Regions from separate parts of the Homo sapiens genome. Here region 1 is linked to region 2. The links are chromatin loops, found by intact Hi-C in ENCODE. Cell type or tissue: ascending aorta. All regions are shown on one strand.

The links. Hi-C counts contacts between places; a loop is a spot of excess contacts. Peaks named below come from ENCODE experiments on the same cell type or tissue, not always from the same donor. Only the 100,000 strongest peaks of a DNase experiment are listed, where the experiment ranks them.
Region 1: a loop joins it to region 2, with 2.6 times the contacts of the local background. A loop is called at or near these places in 2 of 110 quality-filtered maps.

The regions. Positions count from the first base shown.
Region 1 is chr13:29,136,556-29,144,555 of GRCh38, forward strand. All of the region lies in intron 5 of MTUS2 (microtubule associated scaffold protein 2), which reads left to right. It overlaps LOC124903144 (a long non-coding RNA gene), which reads right to left and starts at 3,783. Exons shown (of 2, transcript XR_007063739.1): 1 at 3,212-3,783. In ascending aorta, no CTCF peak of the experiment used is centred here; a DNase peak (open chromatin) is centred at 3,886; H3K4me3 peaks cover 2,616 bases; H3K27ac peaks cover 3,767 bases.
Region 2 is chr13:29,434,354-29,442,353 of GRCh38, forward strand. It overlaps MTUS2 (microtubule associated scaffold protein 2), which reads left to right. Exons shown (of 16, transcript NM_001033602.4): 9 at 5,630-5,696. Among named protein-coding and RNA genes, the nearest start is that of MTUS2-AS1, 49 kb to the right of the region's middle. RefSeq lists a silencer at 227-326. In ascending aorta, no CTCF peak of the experiment used is centred here; DNase peaks (open chromatin) are centred at 1,048, 1,412, 2,117 and 4,568; H3K4me3 peaks cover 976 bases; H3K27ac peaks cover 5,365 bases.

The sequences.
Region 1 (8,000 bases), 300 kb before region 2:
TAAATCAGTCATGTTTGTATAATGAAATCTCCATAAAAGTCCAAAAGGACTGGTCTCAGGGAGTTTCTGGATAGCTGAACACATGGAGATGCCTAGAGGTTGGCTGGCCCAAAGAGGACATGGAAGTTCTGTACCCCTTCTCCCTTACCTCACCCTATACATCTCTTCCATCTGGCTATTCATATGTATTTTTTGTACTGAGTTTTGTGAGCCACTCTAATTTGTTAATTAATCTAGCAAATTAATCAAAACCCAAGGAGGATATCATGAACCCTCAGTCAGAAGTATATGTGACAACCTAGTACTTGGCAACTGGCATCTGATATGGGAACCAGTCTTATGGGACTAAGTAAGCCTCAGCCTGTGGGATGTGATGCTATTTCCAGGTAGACAGTATCAGAATGGAATTGAAGGATACCCATTTAGTGTCTGCTGAAGAATTGATTGGTTGCTGGTAGAGAGAAATCTCCCCACAATTTGGTAGTCAGAGATGAAATATTCTGTGTTGTGTAGACTGTGAGTGGTTAAGCAGAGGAAAAACATTTTGTTTTTTTCTGCTGCATCCTTATAAGAACTCTTGGTTGACAGTTTTTTTTCTTTTATCACATTGACTATATCAACCCACTGCCTTCTGGCCTCCAATGTTTCTGATGTGAAATCTGCTGATAATCTTATTGAGGATCCCTAGTATGTAACCATTTATGTCTTACTGCTTTCAAAATTATCTCTGTCTTTTAACAGTTTGATTATACTGTTTCTTGGTGTGGGCCTCTTTGAGTTCATCCTGCTTCCGTGCTCATCCTATCTCCCTGCTTCTTGGATGTTTATATTCATGTTTTTCACCAAATGGGGATTTTTGGCCATTATTTCTTCATATATTCTCTCTACCTTTTTCCCTCTTCCTCTGGGACTACCGCAGTGTATTGCTGGTTGACCTGATGGTGTCCCACAAGTCCCTTAGAGCTCTGTTTACTTTTCTTCAGTCTTCTTCTTCTTTCTTCTTTCTTCTTTGTTCTTTCTTCTTCTTTCTTCTTTCTCCTTCCCCTCCTTCTTCCTTCTTTCTTCTTTCTTCTTTTTTTTGAGACAAGTCTCACCCTGTCGCCCAGGCTGGAGTACAGTGGCGTGATCTTGGCTCACTGCAACCTCTGCCTCCCAGGTTCAAGCGATTCTCCTGTCTCAGCCTCCCAGGTAGCTGGGATTACAGGTGCACACCACCGTGCCTGGTTAATTTTTTTTTTTTTTTTGTATCTTTAGTAGAGATGTTCTCTTGAACATGTGCTCCGAATTTCTAATCTACCCCATATATATGGTTGCAGTTGAATGTCCTAATCTTTGATGTCTACCTCCCAAAAGAGAAAAAAATGAAAGAGGTTGAAAGAAAAAGGCATTGGCCTTTCAATCCTGTGGAAGTTACTTCAGGATGAGCAGGAGGGGGAACAACATAGGGAGGAGGTGGAACATCGGTGCCTCTTTTTCTGTACCTCTGTGATAAGAAGAAGTAACAGGAGTGGAGCACAGATCCTTGACATTTGGAAGACAGAGTCCTTTTACTCACTCCAGCTCCTGCAAGTTGTGTTCAGATTGCTCTAGGAATGCACACAGCTGCCTGCTGTGGGACTGGGGACTGGGGGATGGGTAGCTGCTCCTTGGAGGTGCTAAGAGGGGAAATTGACCAAAATTAACTACAATTTGCTATCCTCACCCTCCCCAGGAAGTTGTAAGCCTTCAATAGACTCCAGAGTTCCAAAACAGTTACATCAGACAGATTCTGCCAATGTAATTGTTGTCTGGGTGGGGAGGCAGATTTCCTGTACTTCCTACTTTGCCATCTTCTCAGAATCCTCATATGCTTTTATAATACCAAATATATAATATAAATATTATACATTATTTATATAAATAAAAGATATGTATATAAATTATATTTATATATTTTTAATATTTATATTTGAGTTATATAAATATAAACTTTATAACTCAAGTACATTACTGGAAAGACTATATTAAAAATTAATAGATGGATGACTAGAGTGGGATGACTAATGAGTGCAGGGTTTCTTTTGGAGATGACAAAAATGTTCTAAACTATAGCGATGGTTGTACAACTCTGTAAACATAATAAAAACCATTGAATTGTGTTTTTTATATGGGTAAAATTTATGATAAATAAATTTTTTCTTAAAGCTTTTTTTTTAAAAAATAACTCATCCAAAGTCAACATAAAGCCATTTTAAAATGCCACTGCATAGGCAGTTTTGCTGAAAATGAGCCACCACCATATGAATAATATTTTAGAATAAGTTGAGTGAAAAATTATCAGTTATTTAATAAGGTATTATTATAGTAAATTTCTGAGTCATTTTAATTTTTTAAGACAAAGCACATCTCCCATCTGCTTTGGAAGCTGGTTTCTCCCCTTTGCCCCCAGTGATATGGAGTAAGTACCTGTTTATGTTAATATGTTAAGTTCAGTTTCCTCCTGTCTTTTTTTTTTTTTTCTTTACTAACATGCATTGAGTGTTTTCCACGTTCCCAGCCTTATGCTAGGTACTTTGCATGTATTATCTCAGGCACTTATGCATGTAAGCTGTATTCACATATGTGCTGACACACAGACAACCCTAATGAGAGGTTCTTTTATTATACCCCATCTTACAGTGAGAAAGCACAAGCACAAAATGGTTAACTCAAGCTGATGATTACATATTTGTATTTTTTCTTTCTTGGATTTTGCACTGGGATAATGCTCAGAAAGCTCTTCTTTACACTATGCATTTCTGTTTTCCTCTAGTGCTTCACATCTTTATATTTAAATCTTTAAGCTATCTAAAATTAACTTAGGGCCACAGTTAGGCAAGACTTTCATTTTAACTTATAATAAATAGTTTGGTAGTGGTTCTAAAACAGTATGTAAAACTATTCATTTCCCCCCATTTGAGATGTTTATTATGATGCTAAATTCTAATATCTAATATAATACTAAATTTAATGTCTGTTGATGGACTTTGTTCACTTTACTTAGTCCAATTTGAGACAAAGAATTTTGTACCCTTTTACTATCTCGTTATCTTCACTCTACGGTTTGGTCTTTGTGATTTCAGATCTAGGTAATTATTGCATTGTCTTATATTATAAGGAAATGGCACTGTTTTGCAAAAATATACAATGATTATTTAGAGTCATATTTGTTTTAACTGGTTTTAACACTTACCACTCATCCTTTTGTGCCATGATTCCTCATTCTCGTGCTCTTAGACTTATGGTTGGTGAAGATTCTGGGTCTCTGAGACAGCAGGCACATGGGCAAAGAGGAATAACTATCCTCCCCTTCCTCTGGCGCTCTCTCCATCAGCCAGTGTTTCCAGGATTGGTTTTCCTCTATTAATCATCACCTGCCCTGTAGTCAGCAACGTTTTTGCAAACCTTTAATCGAAACACGAGGTTGTCTTCAGTCGTGGTTGTCAGCGTTGAGAATTTTCTTCTTTCTCTGAGTTTTCACGGATGAGAAACTGCGCTGAGGGCTGCTACAGATGTCATTTAAAATTTTTAACTTTTCTTCATCAACATAGAGAGATTTATTTATGAATATAATGCATAAAATCTCTCCTGATTTTGTCAAAATAAGCAGTTTCTTAAATGAGGAGAATATCTTCATTTAGGAATAAATGAAGAAAAACGTTTAAATTTAGAGTCTTCAGACTTTTAGGAATAAGCCATGAAGAGGTGGATACCCACAGGATGGGAAGGTGATCTTCTCACAGGGGTGACCTGCTCCTGAAGAATCTCAGGGCTAAGCAACACAGTATTTTCTGGCACTGCTTACAAACAGTTGTGGCCAATGCAAGCATGACTTTGCTGTGAGGTTGGCTTCTCTGCAGTCTCACGTCCTGTCAGACAGCATGCCAGCGTAGTGAAGGAGAACAGAAATCAGTGCTAAATGCCGCAGTTATTTCTGGAATGTCTTCCTGTTGTAGGAAACCAAGTTGCTAGTGTTTGGTGGTGTTCTGAACAAATTGTTCCTCATTCTAAGTGATGGTATGAGGGCTTACTGGCCTGGAAGATGATCACCCAAAGGTATTTGTTCATTCGTTTGTTTTTTTCACCTCTGCCTGCCCCAGTTCTCTGGTAGGTGATTAGGAAACACCAATCACTAGAAAATCACCTCTTCCTCTGTTGAGTTTGGTGACTAGTCATTAGCCGTATTTTCAGGGAGCTCATCTGGTGGACATTCAAGAAGGCTTCCCTCATGGGAAGTAGGCATATGCAAATGACTGTGTGTCTGCAGGTGATACTTGAAAACACAGCAAAGTATATGCTCATGCTCATCCCATGCCTGGCATTCTATTTCTAGATTACTGGTGTACCTGCTGACAAAAATCGGTGTCGATGTGCACTAGATATTAGGAGGGGTAAAGAAATAGCCTTAGGGGTCCCCTGACCCCTTCCACCATCAGAGACAAATTTACATTCTTATTCTGAACTAAATTTGTCATTAGCATAAAATATATTAATGTTTGGTTATTTGAGGAAATTGAAAGATAGAAAACTTAATTACATTAATACCAAACTTTACCCACTTATATTTTTCCCAGTCCACAAATGTTGAGCACCAATTGTATGATAAGCACTGGAATACAGCAGTGAGAACCCGGACCTTACAGTGCAGTGGAGCAGACAGACAGGTGGAAATTATTTCAGAATGCAGTGTGGTAAGTGCCACGATCAGGGTAAATAGAGGGTTGCCCAGGAGCACAAGAGAGGAGTGTCTTACAATATTGGGGGTCAAGAAGCTTCCTGAAGGTAAGCCTTAACAGATACATTGGAAATATCCAGGCAGATAGTGAGTAGAGGACGTTTTCGGGCAGAAGTTACAGCCTAGAGATGCTGTTGGAGAGGTGCAGATAATTCAGTTTGATTGCAGCCTTGTGGTTACAGAAGCACATAGGAGCCCCAGGAGATGGGTCATAGAAGTCTAACCTCATGGAGCCCCATGACGACAAGCTTTGGGTGCAGAACTAATTTAGTCTTCCTAACCTTAATCAGAGCTGCAAATACATACTTAATAAGGATAATGTGCTATGTTTACTTTATTTTCTTTGTGCTCCTTTGGTCAAAGGTGCTTAAATAAACGTTAATGAGTCAAGATGGGATAAAGAAATGTGGCATTAGCCAAATATGTGTAATGAGCATAAAATTTGTGCAAAACACTGTTCTATGTGCTAAGGTGGTTTAGAAAAACAATAATAGTTAAATTTTATCACATTTCCTGTTATCCAAAACAGCTTGAAGTCTAAATGGGGATCTAATTTTTTTTTTTTTTTTGAGATGGACTCTCACGCTGTTGCCCAGGCTGGAGTGCAGTGGTGTGATCTCGGCTCACTTCAAGCTCCACCTCCCAGGTTCACACCATTCTACTGCCTCAGCCTCCCGAGTAGCTGGGACTACAGGCACCCACCACCACACCCAGCTAATTTTTTTGTATTTTTAGTAGATACGGGGTTTCACTGTGTTAGCCAGGATGGTCTCGATCTCCTGACCTCATGATCCGCCCGCCTCGGCCTCCCAAAGTGCTATGGGGATCTAATTTTTTTAAGTATTATTATTTAGGTAATTATATGTGTATATATATTTTAACTTATATATTTACATACACCGATAAATTGGGGGTTGTTACATGTTAAAGTGCATTAGAATTACATGATGGGTTTGTTAAAACAATTTGAGGGGCCCACCTTTAATATGTCTGATTCAGTATATTTGGAGTTGAAGCCCAATAATTTGTGTTTCTAATAAATTCCTGGGTAATGCTGATGCTCCTGGTCCAGAACCATTGATAGGAATGCAAGCAAATTAAAGAAGTTCATGAGACTGGGCGTGGTGGCTCACGCCTATAATCCCAGAACTTTGGAAGGCTGAGGCGGGTGGATCACCTGAGGTCAGGAGTTTGAGACCAACCTGGCCAACATGGTGAACCCCCGTCTCTACTAAAAAAATACAAAAATTAGCTGGGCGTGGTAGCCGGTGTCTGTAATCCCAGCTACTCAGGAGGCTGAGGCAGGAGAATCGCTTGAACCTGGGATGCAGAGGTCGCAGTGAGCCAAGATCGTGCCACTGTACTCCAGCCTGGGCAACAGAGTGAGACTGTCTCAAAACAAAAACAAAAACAAAAAAAGAAGTTCAGGCTTATGGGAGCCAAAGCCTGAAGGCCCAGGTAGAGCTGGATAGAGTTAGTCATCAGGTGAATATTGTTCTTGTTTTTGAAAAAGGGTAGGGCAGTTGAGTTGTCAAACATAAGCCAAGAGGGCATGTTGACTTGAAGGGGCAACATGTACATAAAGCAAGGCAGCATGTACAAAAGTGAAGTTTTGCTTAAGTGAGCAATAAGCTAGTTACTTTGTGTAGAGAATTTCTGGTTATGAAATAACAAACAAAAACCAGAGAAGATTGGATTGGGAAGGAAGGTGAATGAAGTATCTACCAGGGTCTTTAACAAAGCCAACATGTTTGTATATTGAACAGTGGGCGCCAGGAATTCACTGTAGGATGCTCAGCAGCAATAAATCGAGCTTAGCAAGGCATTCTCTAAGTCCTGTGCTGGATAAACAGGGTCGGGATGAGCCCAAAGCACACAGAAGCCTATTGTATTTTACTAGGTGTCAGGTAGGGAAGGCTTAAGCCTAGCTTTCTTATGTGGAAATACTAGTAGAAAAAAATAAAATGGAAAAAACACAGATAAAACTGTAGGAGTCTTTCAATTTCATAAGGCAGACAAGACAGATCTGTTTTCCTTTCATTTTTTCTAAATTTGGTGCTCCATATATGTTCAGTGCTTAATACATTGTTCACAGAACAAATAAAAACCTTGCTCCAAAAGCATTTTTCTGCCTCAATTTTCTTATCTAAAAAATGGGGGTTATATAGCATGTCTACTTACAAGCAAAATAATTGGTGTAAAGTACTTTGATCATCCAAAAGTATGAATATGATTATTATTGCTAATGACAGAATGAGAAATCAAGTTCTCATTTAGATTTTAATTGGTTCAGAGAAAGGATATTTGTGCAGATTTCCTCATAGAATGGAGTTGATGGGGTGCCTCAGGAATTGGTGCCTAGTATATGAAATATTTAGTTGGAGAAAAGTAGCTAGCTCATTGAAGTAACTGATGACACAAAATTATGTAGGCTGGTAAAAACCATAGAGAATTCTATGAAATATTCCAGAAGGAGTTAATCAAATGGTATGACCAGAAAATAGGACAGCAGTTCCATTTTAATGAAGATAAGTGACTTTCTTAGAAAAGGAAATAGTTTTCATTTTCTCAGCATGTTGATTAACCAAGAGATATTAGAGGGAAAAGCAATGTGTCATGGTGCTTAACACATTTATTGGAATGCAGAAGTGCCATAGTGCCATATTTATTTATTCATTTATTCATTCATTTGCTGGACTCTATTCAGTACACACTGACCATCTGTGTGTCAGACAGTTGTGCTAAACAGCAGGGTGAGTAGGGAACAAAAGTAAATGAAGACGCAGTCCCTCCCTTTAAACTAGCTGACAATCCAGAAAGAGGGACATAAAAGTAAACAGATGTGGCTGTGAAACTGCCAAATAAATAACTATTAGTTTTCCATTGCTGTGTAGCAAATTACAGAAACTCAGTAGCTTAAAACAACCCACATTTTCTGTTTCTGTGGGTCAGGAGTCTGAGCGTGACTTAGATGGTTTCTCTGTTCAGGGTCTCAGAAAGCTGCAGTCAAGGTGTTGGCTGGCTGCATGCTCATCTGGAGGTCTGACTGGGGAATAATTTTTTTTTTTTTTTGAGTTGGGGGTGTTGCTCTGTCTCTTAGGCTAGTGTGCAGTGGTGCAGTCGTGGCTCACTGCATCCTTGAAGTCCTCAGCTCAAGTGATTCTCCCACCTCAGCCTTCCAGTTTGCTTGGATTACAGGAATGAGCCACTGTGGCCAGCTCAAGAATCCATTTTTTATGGTCATTTG
Region 2 (8,000 bases):
CTGCTGCTCTCAGTTTAAATCTCCAAGACAGCCTTGCCCTGCTGGGTTAGATCACAGTGTTCTGTAATTGTTCATCCATTTACTGACTCTCTGGACGTCAAGCTTCTTGAGAGCAGAAATGTCTGCCAGGCACATAGTAGGCACTCAGTGAGTATGTGTTATTTGGTATACATTTCCTATTTCTGGATGAACTGGGGTGAAAGCACCTCAGATTTACCCAGCGTTCAGTTTTAGTAGTAAATAGCTGTTCTGTTGGTTTCTAATTTGAGGAGTGGCACAGGTGGCTGATGCCCAAGCAGAGAATCACACGGATGATGCTAACAAGGACAGGCGTTTTCACTTCCCATTACCACCAGCTTCACGGGGTAGCATCAACCATCAGAAGAGATAACGCCCATTGACCACACATGTTAAAATAACAGAGTATGGCAGGCTTGCCTGGGCTTTGGCCACACATCTGATTGCTTGAGGTTAATGGGATGATTAGTGGGTTGTCTGCTTTGCAAGGCTGCTCTAGCAAGGAAAAGTGAAAGGCAATATCCCCGCGAGTTTGCAAAAAGTCTTAGATTGGGAGCCATGTCTAAAAAGAAGTGTAGGCTTCACTGTAGCAGACTTGCAGGGGTATGTTTAAGGCAAGATGTACAGGGAGTGAGTTGGATGTTTCATAGGAGTAGCTTGTCTTGCATTCCATCTGTGAATAAGAGATAGACCACACCAGAATGAATGGAGAACTCAGCGTGCAAAGGAGAGCGGTACATGAACAAATGAAAGAGGTAGCTAAGAAGAAACAGCTGCTGTTTTGGGGCTTAGATAAATGTTCTTAAAGTGTCAGTTTCCAGTGAAGCCTGTCATAGAATAAACAGAATTTTAGAGGAGTGGCCTCGTTAGGCTTTGCAATTTCTGGACTATATCACCAGGACAGTTTGGATGATTAACACTGAGTTCTATTTTTAGCCCTCTTGAGTGAAAACAGGAGCTCATGTACTTGGCACTCATTAGGAATTTTCCACTCATCCCCCATTTAGAGAGGCACTGATCTAACCCTGGGCCCTTAGAGGAGGCCTTGATCATATTTCAGTCAACCCACAGTGTCATCACCCAGACCAGGCATAGTTTGGGGAATGGAGGGGAGTAATGACTTGAGATCCTTTCCAAGGGAGTCCCGGGTGTTCAACAGAACCTAAGGGCCTTGCAAGATCACACTGGATTCTGTTGAACCTTGATGGATGGAGGAATAACTTTTTGAGGCAAAGAGCAGTAAATGGAAGATTCCTTTAAGTTCACTCTTGCCTAAGGAACAGTGTTCCTGCAGTCACAGCTATTGACTCATTTCATTGCAGGGTGGTACTACGTCATTCTGGTTTGGCTTGCAGGAAGCAAAAAGTAACTTACTTTATGCAGAGGATTCATAAATTAGAAGAGTTGATATCATTTCAAAAACAAGCACTTATGGAGGAAGGGCTGTCGCCAAACTGCGCAGGCTGGCCTCAGCGAGCCAGAGCAGAGCTGTGCCAGCATCTTCAGCAGCAACATATTCAGAGGTCATCAGACAGCATCCTTCTAGAAGCTGGTGGGGAAAACTAAACAACTACTCTCTCAGAAGTTATAGCCCAAGTAAGCGATGCTGAAATGGGTCCAGACGCTGGAAACAGACTAATGTGCAACTCACAAAACAACACCCAGGACACAGACAGGCAGTTCAGGCTGTGGAGTGGGATGTGAATGCAGCCAGGGCATTCTTTCATTGAGACAGAGTAGTCAGGAGCGGACCCTGCCTCTCTCCCAGTCAGACATGAAAAGCTTCATGGTAATAAGTGCTCAGATCCAGGCCGAGGCTCAGTGCAATTTGGATCTTGTTGTTGCATCTATCTAAGCATGGCTAGGAGGGGAAATCTTGGTGTGCTCGTGTTTGATGAAGAGTGTGGACGATGGGTGGAAACTCCTGCCTTTGCCATTTCCTGGTGGGTTGTGCAGGGGCCAGCCACTTCACCATAGAGTCCCAGTTTCCTCCTCCATAAAGGGAAATAAGACCCGGGATGCTCTGGACAGTGTCTGGAGGAGTAAATGACATAAAGGGCTTACCTAACATTGTGCCTGGACTACAGAGAGTGTTTGGTGGTGGACAGCATGAATCACCTGTAGTAATTAGTAAATAATACTTAGCCAGAACTTGCCAGAGTTAAGTTATTTTCCTTGACATTTGAGTCATCAGGTTTGTTGCTTATTTTGGCAGCCAACCCTTCCTTGAAAAGCCATCTAATGACTATAGTTTGGAACTGGCTGGTTTTAGAGCCTGAACTTGCAAAAGGGTGGATGGGGTCATTTTCATTGGGTCTTCGTGATCTGTTTTAATAGCCTCTGCTTCCCCAAATGGAGATGGTACAAGGTCTCTAATCTCACTTCTATCTCCTTTCCACTTCCTTGCCTCTCTCTCTCCCCATCCCCTTCCTTCCTTTCTTTTCTTGCTTTTTTTTTTTTTTTACATTCTCACTTGGTTTCCATCAATCTTATTTGTGTTTCTCCTAAAGCAACAGATGGACAGGGAAGGCCTGACCACAAAACATCAGCATTAGGTTTTCACCAAAGTGATACAAGTCTGAAGGTCTTCATCAGCAGTCTCCCTCATAGTCAGCGCCATACCGAAGAGGCCTGTCCCTCTCATAGGGCCTTCCAGCCACTCCTTCCCCACAGGCCTGATTCTTCTGTGGCTGGGAGTGTGGACTGATTTGTTATGATGTGAGAGATCCCTAGGGCATGACTCTGATAACGTCCAGCAGGGGCCATGACAGGGAGCTGGGGGAGATGTTGGCTTTCAGTTAGAAATTAGAGTTGATTTGTTGTTTTTGTTATTTTCTGATTGTTCACTGCCTGGCCCAGTCTAAGTCTTTGCAACTCTCATTACTCTGAGAGTGAACACTGTATAATGCTATTTCTGGACTGATAAGCATACTATTTCAATTCTCTGGCTGTGTTTAGATAATTATTTAGGAACGTGTTTAGGAATTAGAGAATATGAGTATTCAGAACTATTCTTGACAGTAAAAGCAAGTTGGTTTTTCCACTAGGTTAAGATTATTTCAGGGTCAGTACCAAAATTAGTGCTCTCCAAAATACCAAATTTGCTTAACCTACAGGAACACATTGATTGTCATCTGGTCATATTATACTGCTGTTAGAATGAGTATGTAATCCCTGTGATCGGTCTGATTAGAACATGTTCCCTGTTCTGGCTTCTCCAATCTCTGAACCACGTCAAAAATTAAGCAAAATCAGGGCAGACCAGGAAGGTGCTTACAAAAACAGAGCATAAGGCCAGGCACGGTGGCTCACACCTGTAATCCCAGTACTGTGGCAGCCACAGATTGGACAGATTGCTTAGGCCCAGGAATTTGTGACCATCCTGAGCAACATGGTGAAACCTCGTCTCTACTAAAAATACAGAAAATTAGCTGGGCATGGTGGCATGCACCTGTAGTCCCTGCTACTTGGGAGGCTGAGGTGTGAGGATACATTGAGCCTGGGAGGTAGAGGTTGCAGTGAGCCATGATTACACCACTGCATTCCAGGCTAGGTGACAGAGCGAGATCTTATCTCAAAAAAAAAAAAAAAAGTATAAGACTGATATGCAAATTCTAAATGCATTTAGATAATTAATATGGAAAAGCACCTATTATATATAGGGTGTTATCCAGTTGCAAATGAAATAAAAGGAAACAGAAATATAATAACAACTTACACTTGTATGAGCTTGCTAAATGCTGGACACTAACTACATCACATACATTAATTTAATCCTCATGACAACCCTGCACAGTGGGTGTAGCATTAGAGTAGGAATATTGAGATACAGAGTAGGATTATGCAATAAAATACATGCTCTCAGATGTAGTTGTTAACTCTGAAATTCAGGGAAAACAAGGATGCTATGGGCTGGGATGGAAGGAGAGAACTTCAGAAATGAGATGGGAGGTGTCCGTTGGGTCTGTCTTAGTGTCTTTGGGATGCTGTAACTAAATGTTATAAACTGGGTGGTTTATAAATAACAGAAATTTATTTCTCACAATTCTGCAGTCTGGGAAGCCCAAGATCTAGGCTCCAGCAGTTTCAGTGTCAGGTGCGGGCCACTTTCCCGTAAACATTAGTACCTTCTGGCTGTATCCTCACACGGAGGAAGGGGCAAGGCAGCTCCCTGGGATCCCTCTAATTTTATTCCTGAGGGCTCCACCCTCATGACCTGATCACTTCCCAGAAGCCCCACCTCCTAATATCATCAGCTTGGAGGTGAGGATTTCAACATGAATTTTAGGGGGATTTAGGGGGACACATACCTTCAGACTATAGCAGGGTCCATTTCCCTCAGGGACAGATCTATTGCTGCATTTTCTTAAGGAAACTATTAGCTAATAATTTTTGACTCCCACAATGAAAATAGCTCTCAGTGTATTATGAAATAGAGTTTTATTTTTGGCATGATGAATATTATGACACAGCTTAGCAAATGCCCTCTGGATAACCCGAGACCCTCCCACCAACCCAAAGCAGCACACTTGTTCCCTGCGTCTAAAAACAGCACACCAGAAACAATATTGTGAGAACTGTCTGGTCACATTCCACACACGTCCTTCAGAGGTGCTGAAACCAAAGGCAACGGTGGTTAAGGAAGAAAGAACATTCTCAAGGCCCCGATGATACTCATGCTAGGTATTCGGTCCACATTTTACTCAAAATTCCCTCCCCGGAAATCACTTTGCTTCGAGAGTCCATGCTACAGAATGACAGAGACTTTCTTTGAAGGCCTGTAGTTTTGGTATCTCAAACTTGAAGAGAATTTATATAGCACATCTTTTCTGGTAATTGTGAGTAATAAAATCATAATATGCTGTTTATAGTGACTCAATAACGCAGATTACAAATTCAGCACATCTTCAACTACTTCCCTACTTTATATCAGAGGATGTATTTGATTTGAAAACAACTTAGCAGTCATTTAGTTATACGGGGCATTTTTTGCACTAAATGGTATTTCAAGCCTGAGATTTCCTTTTTTCATCTATTGATGCTGACAGTGGAACAAAAAACTTGGAAACCTTAAATATTGTTGTTGGTGGTATTACAAAGAGAAATGTTTCATGCTAAGCCTTCTGCCCTGATCTTTATTATTGATTAAGTAGCTAATCATGTATGGACAAAAGGGTAAGTTTAAAAAACAGTTGGTAAAACAAGCATTTGGCCCTCAGAGAAATATGGCACAGACTTTTTTAATGGTCGGAAATCTCATAGTAGTGATAATAATAAACACTGTACAATAATATATGGCAATAGATTAATGGGTGGGACACAAATTTGCAAAGAATTAATGCAGGATGATATACAGGAGTGTAATCTAGACAAAAACACAACCACGGGTATTATTAATATTATGATGCAAGCTTTGCCATTTGAATGGGATACAAATGAATGAGTCAGACTTGACTTTGTAAGTTTTTACATGCTTATATAATGTGAAAATTATCTCCTTAAGGACTAGACTTATAAATATTTGCTTAATACGATTCATTAATTAATCATGTGAAAGTGCTTATCTAGCATAAAACTAGGGGACTCTCGGTATCCGTTTTTGTTTTTTCAGAATGAAAGTGCCCTTGTGAAAGAAAAAGAGCTGTCAATCGAACTTGCAAACATCAGGGATGAAGTTGGTAAGTAGGGCATTGACAATGAGGAGCATAAAGAATGTCTTTTCCTGATTCCTGTGAATGTGTACCAAAAGCAATTATGCCTCCTGTAATAAGCCAGTGCAAACCTGCCTAGATGAATGAAGTATCTCACCCAGCACAGTGGTGGGCTGCTGTAGCCTTAGCGGGGAACCATAATTTTCACGTCTCCGTTGTTATAAAGACAGCTTCCTAACAGTTCACAGTGGAACTCATCAGGTCTTGACTGTGCTATTTGCAGATGGCAGCTCATACATCAGTCTGCACTGATCTATCTGGGTCCCCTCTTATAAAACGAGGTGCTGTCTGCAAGATGCAGATGTTCCATGGCTTCCTGCCACTGTCTACCCTGTCGTGAAATACTCTGTGATCTAGAACAAGGTCAAAAGCACAAATCTGGTTGGATTAAAAATACGAGAGTTCATGTTGAAATTTCTAATATTTGGCTGATGAAACGGTTTGGTTCAGTCTGGACCACGGAGACCTTACAAATAAAATGATCCCCAAACCCTGGGGATGTGGCTTTCACCGTAGGTCAAGGACAGGACCAGGTATTTGCCATATTCTCATTGCTTGATCCCATCTTCCCTCTCGACCATCTGTTATTCTCTTTCCCCAGGAATCAGTCAGCAAAGCTGAAATACACATGGTCTGTTCCTATTGCCCGCTATTCTCTTTACCAGTGAGCACTCCTCCTCCATCTAGTGTGGTCCTGGGAGCAGCCCACCATGTGCAGGTGTGGCTTCCTCCGTGAGTGAAGGGATTGGAGCAATCCCAGGTGTCCTTGGCAAGTAGCCAGCCATGCGGATAGGCAGAAGGCTGAACTTCCCCAGGGACCACAGGCCCTCAGGTGTGCAGTGGACAGAATAGTGAGATCCAAGCATAGCTTTCCCCAACCCTTTGTATTCCTCTCTCCCTTTGTTAAAATGTTTTCTTTTTCTCCCCTGTGAGTTCTGTGACTTCTTTTAACATTAAAGTAGGTCTGCAATGGTCTCTTCTCCTCTCTAAGGACAGCAGATGCTTGTGGGGAAACAACAAATAACAGGCCCCTTCCCAGACTTGCTAGTGTGTGATCCGGAGCAGCAGGACCCTGCTACTGCTGCAGGGACACCTACACCCGGACACCCCTTCTCCCCCACCAGGAGAAGCCCAGGGGTTGACGCCAGATGTAGGCTTCTTCCAACAGTCGGCTAGGAAAGGCAGGGTGTGAGGAACCCTGGAAAGCTGAGGTCCATGGGAGCCATATGTGACCTGGCTGGAAAGAGGAGCGGGAGGGGAGAAAGTGGCCCCACTCCCCGCAGACGCTTGCTGGAGAAGTCTCATCCTTCCTCTTTGCCATTGTTGTTGTTTTTATGGAGATTGAGCCTAATTTCTATTTGTTGGGTATCACCCCAAGCAGCATTCACAGTGACAGCTGCAGTGATGACCTCATTGCCAAGGCCTCCATGATTGAAGCCTCTGTGTCCCCATCTGTTTCTTCACCAATGTGGCCACGCCTCATGATCCAGATGCCCACATCTGGCCTCAAAGACCCGTGTTGAGAGTGGCCCCCACTTTTTCCTGAAGGGAAGCTCCTGGTACACTCACTGGTGACCCTGCCCAATGCCAGGGACTGTTTCTGTTCTTCTCTAAGGAAGGACTCACCACCCTTCACCCGTGGAGCCATGGGTCCCATGTGATTGGCTGCCCTCCCGTGCATGCACACATTGTACATGTGTGCACACACACATGCACACATGGGAGCCATCCTCCTCGATGACTCCCATGGTTCCTTTAAAAGGACCTTCTGCCTCCTTCCCCACTGATGGAAACTACCTTATCAAAAAGGATTTTTTTTAATCAAAAAAATCCTCACCTGATGAACTGCAAAGACCCCCTTCTCCACTCACCGGCTTTAGGGCCTGTCCTCAGTTGGAGGTGACTCTGAGGCCTCTCCTCCTGAGCGAAGCTGCCAAAGAACAGGTTTCACCTCTGCTGACCTTCAGGTCAGTTCCCAGGGGATGTGGAGGTGGAGACAGCTGGGAGACCTTGCCTCATCCCCTTCTGGAATCTGCCCCTCCCCACCTTGTAGAGGTAGAGACCCTTGGAGATGGCCCCTGATGACACTGTGGGGGCAGCTCAGAGGCCTAGGGTAGAGGTTCCAAAATTCTCAATTCACAGCGACCACAGTGTCTCAGTAATTTTTTTTCACAGTATCAAGGCCAAATAAATACCTCCCAGCTCTATTTAGAAAGGAGGTAAGTCTAAGCCACTTAAGTGTGTATGTTCTAACAACTTTGTGGCCGTTTG